2 separate regions of the Homo sapiens genome follow, and region 2 is linked to region 1. A link is a contact called in ENCODE Hi-C or POLR2A ChIA-PET data. All regions are on one chromosome and are shown on one strand. The core of a region is the stretch at or near the end of the contact, and the rest is flanking DNA. Distances in the headings are between cores, read along the strand shown.

Region 1 (4,983 bases), core at 1,827-4,326:
TAGGAGCATGCTGCGGCCAGTGTTTGGTGCATAGAAAGCACTCAGCATGCACTGCCTGGATGACCGTGTGGACTTCGGCCACTCACCAGCACTGTTTGCTGCTTTTTGCCTGTGTAAATGTGCGTGTTTACTGTTTCTGCTATGGCAGCGACTGCAGGACTGCAGGACTGTGAACTTTGCCCTCATTTTTCACCGGCTTTATCTCCGCGAGAAACAAGCAGAGGAAGCAGCTGGGAAAGGCTGGACGGGAAACCGGAGGCCACAGTCTCCTCCCAACACCACTGCTGAGTGAAGATGTTTAGGATGGCATCAAACCTGGGGACCTCATCTGCACAGGGGGGGTCCTATCCACCAGAGGATATATAAGCCCCCTTCCAATTCAAAATCCTTTCATCACGTAGACTCGACGGCATGGAGTTAGCACCCCATCACAGCTTTATGACAGACCCGGTTTTTTACTACTTTGTGGCCATATCTACACAAAATGAGATACATAAAATGCAGTTGTAGGCTCGGTGTGTCAGCTCACACCTGTAATCTTAGCGCCCTGGGAAGCCAAGGCAGGAGGATCTCTTGAGGCGAGGAGTTTAAGACCAGCCTGAACAACATGGCGAGACCCTGTCTCTACAGAAAAGTATGAAAAAATTAGTGGGGCATGGTGGTGGGCACCTGTAGTCCCAGCTACTTGGGAGGTCGGGGCAAGAGAATGGCTTAAGCCCAGGAGTTCAAGGTTACAGTGAACTGTGATCGTGCCACTGCATTCCAGCCTGGGCAACAGAGCAAGACCCTGTGTCTAAAAAAATTTTAAATAAAAAGTTAAACCAGGAGTATAGGTAACATGATCTTAGACAAAGGCCACTACCTCATCTCCAAAAGCCAGGCAGTGGCCCCAGGAAAGTGCCCTGGTCAAGTCCTCCCCTTCACAGGCAAGCCAGGCTGGTTTGGAACAAAAGGCAGAAGCTTTTCCTCCTATTTCTATTTTCCTATTTCTCCTGATCTTGACCCTGCCCAGGAATCCGAACTGCCAAGTAGACGCCCTCCATCCCTCCCATTTATTCTGTCATCCACCCACACCCTGGCTTTCTTGCAGCCAGAGAGCTTCTTCCTGCAAGCACCAGCTGTTGAGCAGGACTGTGACAAAGAGCAACAAAGAGCCACAAAGAGCAGGCTGCGGGCGGGACCATCGGGACCATCACAGAGGCATCAGCCCTGCCCCGGAGTGGCTGCAGATGCATCCCTGAGGGAGGGGGCTGGGGTGCAGGTGCTCCCTCCCGAACAGGGGGTTTGTTAGCTTCATCTGCAAGGCCCTGAAGCCAGGCTCTTTTCAAATCGTCATCATGTGTGCACCGTACACTCCCTTCTGACTCTGGGGGCCTGGGCGCCTGCTTAGTGCAGCCTTAAATTTTTTACGTACCAGTAAAAATACTGCATGTAAGATTCTGTTCCTAGGAGGATAAAGGGATGGCCAGAGCTGGCTAAGCGGAGTCTCGACGGACTAAAGGTATGGGAAAATGAAGACGTGGACCTACCACGTTCTCTTCTACCTGGAACTTAGGATTTGTAAATTGCATTTAGATGTCATTTGTCACATTGGTAGGCTGTGACTTAATACACTCACAAAGAGGATTTTTCCAAGTATTTAAACTGTGTAGATGCTGCAAAAAATCAGACTGAGGCAAAGCCCTGCAGCCAACCCCAGCAGCAAGAGGTGAGGACCCCCTGTCTGTCCTGGGCCCCACTCAGGCACTATCCTCATCTCTTAGAATAGTTTGTTACCTTTTCTTTCCTGAAGCCTCATCAAATGCAACTTTTTCTATGGCATTCAACGGACTTTAAAGCAAAGATTACAGAGAAATTCTTATGCAAGTCAGAAAATCTGCTTATTATGGGTTTGATAAACCAAATTGTGTTACCTGTTTATAGACATAGATTTCTATCAGCCAGACGTGTGCACAGCACAGCACAAACCATAGCCACCCCCGTCGAAGTCTCTTTCTGTGCATTTCCCAGCCACGCCCCCAGCTTGGGCCCCTGGGGTCACCTCCCACTCCGGCTAGAAAGAGAGAAGGAGACAGTGAATTCCTCGGAAGCCGCTCGCCCTGCACCCAAGCGGGACTTGCACCACAAGCAGCCCCAGGAAAAAACTCTCCATTTCTTTCTCGTGGAGGCTCCAGAAGAAAAGCTGCGCATTTACCCGGCGCATTCTAACCGCCTTTGAGGTTCCCTCCGGCAGCCATGGGAGCCGTGGTGGGGCAAAGCCTGGGCTGGGAGACGCTGCAAGGCTCTGGGGAGCAGTGAGGCGCCGCGCCAGCTCCTCCGTTCCCGTCATAGCCTCACACGGGCTTCGCTGGACACGTCCAGGACGCAGCGCCGGTGGGCACCAGGCGTTGAGCGCCTGCCCCGCGTCTGTGCTAAGACCTCCCTTTGCATTATTGCATTTATTCCAACGATGGGGTGAGGTAGGTATTCTTATTTCCATTGCCAGAGTGAAACACTGAGGCTCATCCAGGGGCCGGTGTGGAAATCAGGGCTCAGCCCTGGGCCCCTGCTGCTTGGAGCCGGTGCGGTGGCCACCGTGACCTCACGCTTTCCCTGCCAGTCGCTCTCCGCCGCATCCCGGCCTCCCGCCCCGCCCCCGGCCGCTTTCCAGGGACTGAAGCCCGAGTTGGTGCTGCGTGTCCCCGCGGGGATTATTTTCAAACAGCTCCTCCTGCCCTGGCTCCCACAGCGCGGCCCCAGGCAGCTGCACCACTTTCTCCTCTCACCAATTAAAGCCGAATCCAGGGCTCCTTAGCATATGAATTGAGGCGCATCGGAGCCCTCACTGCTGGGCCAGCCCCTCCCGGGCTCCTCCGGTTCCGGGAGGTCCACAGCCCAGCAGCAGCTGCCCCTGCACGTTGTCCCCTCCGTCCAGCATCCCGGGGCCGAGGAGACAGTGCCCCTGGCCGGGGGCTGCGCTGGCTTCAACTTCCCATGGGCAAAACGGGGTCCCGGGTCAGTGTTCACAGAGGGTCTCAAACCCTGCAGGACCCTGAAATTGTCTGGGATCCACACCAGTCGGAAGAAAAAAAGAATAGAAAACGCAGGGATTCACCTCCTCTGCAGGCACCCTCATGCCGAACACTAAACAGGATGATGTTGAAAAGGATTTGGAGATTTATGCAGGTCACGAGCTTGAGGAATTTTTCCATTGAATGCACCATGCCTTGGGTTTCCCGTTTCCCACTGAAAATCCCATGGCTGACACTTTTTTTATATCATTACCTTGGGAGATGAAGAAAAACTCATCTGTTAGGGCAGCTCTGTGAATGCAGATGCTTTGGGTTGTTTTGAATGAATGACTGAATGTTCTGAAATAAAGCAGGAAGGTGCCTGCGGGATAATGACTGGTTTCGCAACTCTTGGCCGGGAGTCTAGACCCCTCTGATAATCAATAGAAATGGATGTATATTAAATTTAGCAATAGAAAAAGTATAGATAGTTGAGTATGCTACATTATTTTCCTATAAATTAACCCGTTACCACAGTCTTTAATTATCTTCCCCTTGCGAGGCATAAAGAAGAGACTGCTTGAGGATGGAGGGTTTTTTGTGGTCTGAGGTCTGCAGACTGGCCAAGTATTCCAATATTAATTACCACCCATCCTGGCCGTAGGCTCACCCCGCTGACCTGAGCAGACCTGGTGAAGCAAGCCACAACTTCTGCTGGAAATTGCTCCACTCTTCCATTAAGTGAGGATTAGAAAGCCCTTTGTGAGAATTTTGCCCAGAGTCTAAGTTGAGCACTTTGTCACTTGCACGCTTCATTTTCCAGCATACCGTTCGCTCAGCTCAGTGTCTATCCAGGCACTGAAGGTTCGGATGCAAGCACTCTCCAGCGTAGGGGCTGACCAAGTGAAATGCACACTGAGCAACCGTGCAGCTCCAGGTCCTGGCGGCTCTTCACAACCAGACATTCTCCCTGGAGACCCTAAGCTCCTCTTCCTCTGTTGGGGGAGCACAAAATACCCTATAAGGGCTGCTTTGCTGCCTCTGGCACTTTCTTCATCAGGGGAGTTACATCCAGATGTAGCTGACAGGTCAGGGCCCCTTCTCCTCCACCATGTCTCAGGGTTATCTTTTCCAAATGGAGGAAGTCAAGGGTATGCAGGCGCTCCAGTTTCCCTGCCTTACCCTACATATCCATAACAGACTTCAACACGAGAACCAGCGTTTCGGATGTGTCTAGCAGAGTGCCAAAGTCAGGCTGGAGTGTGCCCTGAAAGTCAGGGCCTTCTGAGGGACACAGACACGGTTTGTCTCCAAGGGGGCTGTGTGTAAGGCAAATGCTGAGGCCTACAACCATGTGTTCTGAGACGGTGGCCATTACAGAAACAGGCAGTCCCCAGACAGAAGCACAAAGGGCAATCTCAAGGAATCAAGATCTGTAGGCAGGGACCCACACTGAACAATCTGGACAAAGCTAATGCAGAATGAACAGTACCGCCGCTACCCAGCGACAGTCGGGCTGATGTTCTAGGAGAACCACACGCTTCACACAGCAAGGGAGAAATTAGGCCGTATTTTAATCCCTTCCAGCTTCGTCCAGGAGGTGTTGTGATTTGAGTCACTCTCTTCCTCTAACTCCTAGCCCATCCGCAGTAATAAATAACTTTGCAGTGAATGGATGGTTTTCTTAGACCTGGGGGAACAATCCTAGTTTGATAAAGCAGCTCAGGAGCGTGAATGCTGAGGGGCCCGCCTATTAGCTGCCAAGCTCGGTAGCCAGGTCAGGCCCCACTGGAAGGGAAGGGGCAGTTGCCCAGGGTGCCTGAGGAGCAACCTGGCCCCTGTTCTCGGGTGGGAGAAGGAGCACCTGGCACTGACCAGCCCTGGAACTCCGCCTGCTCACTGGACATCACAGCACATGAGCGGGTGCTATGGATGGAATGTTTGAGTCCCCCAAAATTTGTATCTTGAAGCCCTATTTTCCAAGGTGCTGGTA
Region 2 (5,639 bases), core at 2,676-5,175, 170 kb after region 1:
CACACAGCCAAACCATATCACTTGAGTTACAGCGGATAGCTTGGACCCCATTCCTTTTACATCTAGTAGGTAGCAGTTTATCAGAGCTTGGGCGGTCTTTTTTTTCCTTAAATGAGGTTCAAATTTATTAAACTCTCTGTGACTGGACTGCGTGGTATCGAAAGAAGCCTTGGATGTAGGTTTGTTAATGAGATCTTTAAATGTTGACTAGTTTAGATGTTTTAAGTTCCTAATTTTTCATATGACTACAAAAATACTAAAATAATTTTACTTCAGTGACTTTGAGAAGATTCTCAAAATGAACTATAGGGGTGTTTTTTTCTGTTTTGGGGATAAATGAACATAAACAAAACTCCCCGAAAACCAGTGCGTGAACTTTTAAAAGTTCAAAAATAAGCCATGAGCTTTGTAGAAATTAGCCTTACTGATAGTTGTAAATAGTTAAGGTTGTCTGATTACTTAAAACTTCTCATTAACTTTTTATTTGTTGTGATGTATATTTATGAAATGGCTTTTTTTTTCAGTTTATTTCCACAAACATCACAGTAAAGAAAATAATTGAAGATTGAAAAAAGTATAATATTTAAAAAAAAAACCAAGTTGTTTTTTTTTTTTTTTTCAATGTATCTTAGAGAATCTTCTATGAGATTTGGGGGAGGAGTATAGGATGTCTAGGAAATGGCATTTTCAGGGGAGTTAATCTATTAGAAAAGTCATAATTAAAACTCTGAGTTAGTAGAAATCAAATATTGTTTAATATAATTCGTCAACTGAATCTGCGTTAAGACATTCAATAATTGTATTATTGTTTTGCCAGTTTAGTTATTTGATTGATGCAAACCTGTCATCTGTACAATAAAAAAATAGTGAGGTATGTCTATACTCTGTCAGTTTGTTTAATTTTAAAGCTGAAAGTTAAATTTTAGAACGCTTTTCATTTGCTTTTTTACCGTAAGTGGGAGCAGCTTTTAACTTCACGAAAACCACTCTCCTCAAAGTCATTAAAGACTTTCATGCTGACACATCCAGTCGTTTATCTTCTGATGCAGCAGCAGTTGATCACATCTTCCATCAAATTCTTCCTTCACTTGGTCTTCAGGACTGGCCTGTTGCCCAGACCTCAGGGTCTGATCCCAATACACACTCTTTTCTCCACTTATTCCCTAGGTGAAATATTTCATTTTTGTGGTTTTAAGTGCTAATATATTCCAAATTTACATCTCTAAGTTTGGCCCTTGTTCTGAACTTCAGCCCCATATAGCCAGTCCCTCATATCTCTATTTAGGTGCACTCTAGGCATCTCAAAGTGAGCCTGTCCAAAACTAAACTCTGATTTCCCACCACTGCACTCTCATCGGCACCGCACTCTCATCTGCTTCTTCTTCAGCCCTCTCCTAAGTCTTAGTGAACAGCAGCTCACTTTACCAATTGCTAATGTCCACAGCCTGGCATTCTTCTGGATTCCTTTCTTCCTCTCAGACCATGATCATATCTAATCTTAGCAGCAGATTCTGTCAGCTCTACTTTCAAAATATTTTTATAATTTAACCACTTTTCACCATCTTTGCTTCTTACTACTGAATTAATCCAGGCTAACTTCATATCTCCCACCTGGGTTGTTCCAGTAACCTCTTACTTAGTCTTAATTTATTTCCCTTGTCTGCCTTTGCCCCCTTACAGTCTGTTTCCTACACAGACATACACTTCTAAACCTTAAGTTAAATAATGTAATGTTTCTATTCAGACTCCCCAATTTTTTTTTAATCACTCAGTGTACCTTGACCTACAAACCTTATTCCTAATACCGTTTTTTCACTTTCTCATTCTGCTATAGCCACAAGGGGCCTGCTTGCTATTTGTCAGTTATGCCAACCAGGATTCTGCCTGGGATCTTAGTACTTGTTCCCTGGGCTTAGAATGTTCTTTCCCTACAATTAGGCTTTGCTCAAGTATCCTAGAAGTCTTTGTTGATTTACCCTATGTGAAACTGTGGGGGTAGCACTTTGGTGAAACAGGAGCTCCTCCCTAAATGGCAAGCTTTTTGAATACCTTGGCTTGAGTTTATTCGTAACTATCATGGTCACATTTCTTTGACAACATGTTCCATGCCTAGCAGTGATTCAGGCATTACAACCAGTCTCTTATTTCATTTGATTCCCACATCAGCAAAGGATATATTACTATTATTTACATTTCTTTTAGTTAAATAGTGTCCAGAAAGTTTAAGGAATTAAGAGTTACAGACATAGCGAAAGGGTTTTCTTTCTCCCTTTCTGCCTCCCCCAAGAAAACTACTGACGTGAAACTTCATATGAGTAGATATAGTTTATTTAACAGCTTTGCATTATTCTGTTGTCCGTATTCTATCTCTGTCCCTATCCAGAGATTAATAAATTGTATATACTTTTCCACAGTTACAAATGTGGATTTAATGAACAGTCTTGTCCATGTTTTCTTCTGTACTGATGTAAAATTTTTAGGATGAATACCTAGAAGTGGAATATTTAGATTCAGATTTTTTAGGTCCTGCAAAATTGATCTTGGAAATGGTTCTACCAATTTATATTCCAAACTTCAGTCTTCACCCTCCTCAATATATTCAGATTTGTTGATATGCTCTAAAGTATTTGAAATAATAATTTCAATTTGTTACCCTGATTTCCGTCGGTGAGCATGTTTTCATATGTTCATCTAGCCTTTACTTCCCTTTAATTGGATTTCTCTTTTTTACAGACTCAGCTGTGTATTAAACAGAATGTTCATTTTGTATTATTGTATAGTACAATGATTACTGATTGTTTAGTCTGCCATACTGCTGGAACTGGGTGTTTTCCACCCTTATTTTTATACAGCAGGATGAGACGCAGTGCCGCATAGTGGTTGAAAGTGACTTGTTTCAAAATTGCCAGAGTATGAATTCTGGCCCACTGGTATTAGCTCTGTGAACATGGTCCACTTACTTGATCTTCCTTAGGCCCCGTTTCTTCATCTGTAAGACAGGAACAGTAATAATACCTACCTTATGGGGTTGTTGTGAAAATTGGAGTAGATAACGCATAAAAAGTACTTATTAGCACAATGTTTAGCATAAGGCAGGCATTTATACTGTTGTTATTTGTAGTGCATTGTCATCATTAGTATTTGTGGGTTTTTTCTTTCCCTTGATTTTATATGTTTATCTTTGTATCATGTAATGTAACTTGTGGGGGGGGAGAGATTTCCAGCAACATGTTTAGGTTTAGTATTGTATGTTCTAGGTTGACTCTGCATTCTTGTTTGTTGCCGTTTCTTATTTTGTGTTCAATTATAGCTAGAAATGATAGTACCTTCTTCAAAAGTATCCTTATATGAGATTTTTTTGAACAGTGTAATGTTATAAAAACCCAATCAGTGATTTTGAGGTTTTTGTTTCATGGAACTTTACACATCTTACCATATTCTTATCATATTCTGTATCCCTGTCTTTGAGTTCATGCCTATTGTGTATTCCATTACTTACCTAAAGAATTTGTTTCAGAATGTACTTTTTAGAAATCTATATGTGTATGTGTTAGCCTAGGATATTTATTTAACAGTATAGAAGATTCTCAAAAACAGGAGTTAAGAGTATTATTCTAGTGAACAGAGTGTTTCCATAAAATTAAATGAGAATCTACTTCACTGATTGGTTCTTTTCACCATGATTCTGTTTTGCAAAGAGAATTAATTAAGAAAACTTAATTGAACAGTGAGCTGGTTTCATTAGTGTCACTTTTCCTGTCGAGGTTCTAGGTTCCTTTTGTAAGTTACTACTGATAAGAATCCTCCTAAACAGCTTGACCTCCTTTCAGAAGTCCGTGTGCTGATTTACACAGCTTACCTTTTTGTTTTTCTCATGCCTGGTACTAAGTGACATTCCAATCTGCTGTAGTCATTTGGTAATGCAAAGAGTGAAACTGGAAGGGTAGGCAGGAGGTACCGGTTGGCACCAAATATGCAGTTCAAGATCACTCATGATACCAGGGAGAGAATGTCAAATACTTGAACCAGAACAACACATTGTTTTAGTTTGTAAAATTCCAGTTATAAGGCAGTAATAGTCATGTTACTCTACCTCAAAATTATTTTCTTTCTCATTTGTTCTTTTCACCTCTGTCCCAACCCCCCTCTCGCTCATGGATGTGTTTTGTGTGAAATGTGAAAGGTCTTAAGATAGTGGAGGCTTGAAAAAACTGCCTGTGTTTTAAAATGTGCTTGTGTTTGTTTCCTAATGCAGTACTTTGAAGATATTTTAGGTTTAGGTAAGTTGCTTTAAGTTTTTTTTTCTTAATTGGAGTAGGTTGAGTGCTGTGAATTCAATTTTTAGTGTACTATAAAAAGATAGATGGAAGCACTTTGATTATAGGAAGTTTCTTTGAATCATTTGCTATAGTTTGAGTGTTTACTTTAATGTGAAACTCACTGTAAATCCAAGTAAATGCTGATCTACCAATGTTCATGTATATAATTTGTATGGTACATTATCTTCATCGTTCAAATTTAGAACCTTCTTATTATTTCACATACTTAAAGAAGAATCTTAGTTGCAGATTCAAGATGAAGATTATAAAACATTTTCTTGGGTTTTCTTTCAGTATTATAATTTTGAGGCTGAATTTAAGAACATGGTTATTTTCTGTAGACACCAAAACATTTTATAATTTTGTGTATAGGTTGATTTGGGTAGATCAGTTATATCACTGGAAATGATTTCAACTCTCAGAAATTGTATTTCAACAATATAATTTTTTATTGTGTGTGTGTGTGTGTGTGACAAAGTCTTGCTCTGTTGCCCATAGCTGGAGCCGATCTCGGCTCATTGCAACCTCTGCCTCCTGCAAGCGATTCTTCTGCCTCCTGCATTCAGGCGATTCTCCTGCCTCCTGCATTCAAGCGATTCTCCTGCCTCAACCTCCTGCTGGGGTTACAGGCACCCACCACCATGCCCAGCTAATTTCAACAATAGAATTTGAAATATGTATAGTGCCATTCTATTTTTTCTACAAAGTTTGATGGTTTTCATTTTTCACGTCATATATACAGATCTTTAATATATACTCTGTTATTTTTTGCTTTTGTATTTAGTTTTGCTAGAGATAGGTTTTTTATACACATACACATAAACACAAACACACACCTTTCTTTTTTTAACTTTTAGGGTCAGGGGACATCTGCAGGGTATGCAGGTTTGTTACCTAGGTAAATGTATATCATAGGAGTTTGTTGTACTGATTATTTTATCAACCAGGTATTAAGCCTAGTATCCATTAGATATTTTTTTCTGATCTTATTTCTTCTTCCACCCTCCACCCTCCAGTGGGTCCCAATGTGTTGTTCGCCTCTATGCACACCCACCTTTTCAACTAGTTCTTGTGTAAGTGTAGGCAGTTGAGAATTTGTAGACAGGAAGTAATATTTATCAAGTGCCTCATATGTGGCAGGTTCCTTTATATAGTGTGAATCAGTTAGTAACCACCAAACCCTGTGAAATAGTAGCCCCTCCACTTTATAGACAGGGAACTTGAGAGAACTCAAGTGTTTGGCACAGATTCATGTGGGTATTAAGTGAAAGTAAAATTAAGTGGGATTTTACCCAATGTCTGGCTGTTTCCAAGGCTCTG

What was found. Hi-C counts contacts between places; a loop is a spot of excess contacts on that map. ChIA-PET counts read pairs that join two places held with the same protein, here RNA polymerase II (POLR2A). Pooled maps may share reads with other maps.
Region 2: a loop to region 1 is called in a pooled map, with 2.8 times the contacts of the local background. The contact joins the enhancer-like site here to the promoter of LINC02538 in region 1. A Hi-C loop is called at or near these places in 3 of 50 pooled maps. POLR2A ChIA-PET finds 5 or more read pairs at or near these places in 2 of 52 experiments (HepG2 and WTC11).

The regions. Positions count from the first base shown.
Region 1 is chr6:167,676,147-167,681,129 of GRCh38, forward strand. LINC02538 (long intergenic non-protein coding RNA 2538) reads right to left here and starts at 3,077. Exons shown (of 3, transcript NR_117091.1): 1 at 2,766-3,077; 2 at 1,914-2,053. LOC124901465 (a long non-coding RNA gene) reads left to right here and starts at 2,086. Exons shown (of 2, transcript XR_007059883.1): 1 at 2,086-2,459. LINC02487 (long intergenic non-protein coding RNA 2487) reads right to left here. Exons shown (of 7, transcript NR_117092.2): 7 at 4,545-4,983.
Region 2 is chr6:167,846,111-167,851,749 of GRCh38, forward strand. The region is part of intron 1 of AFDN (afadin, adherens junction formation factor); the gene reads left to right. Among named protein-coding and RNA genes, the nearest start is that of AFDN, 22 kb to the left of the region's middle. Within about 2 kb of position 3,926, at least 11 of the 41 ENCODE cell types and tissues checked have a DNase peak (open chromatin) inside an H3K27ac peak, as active enhancers do.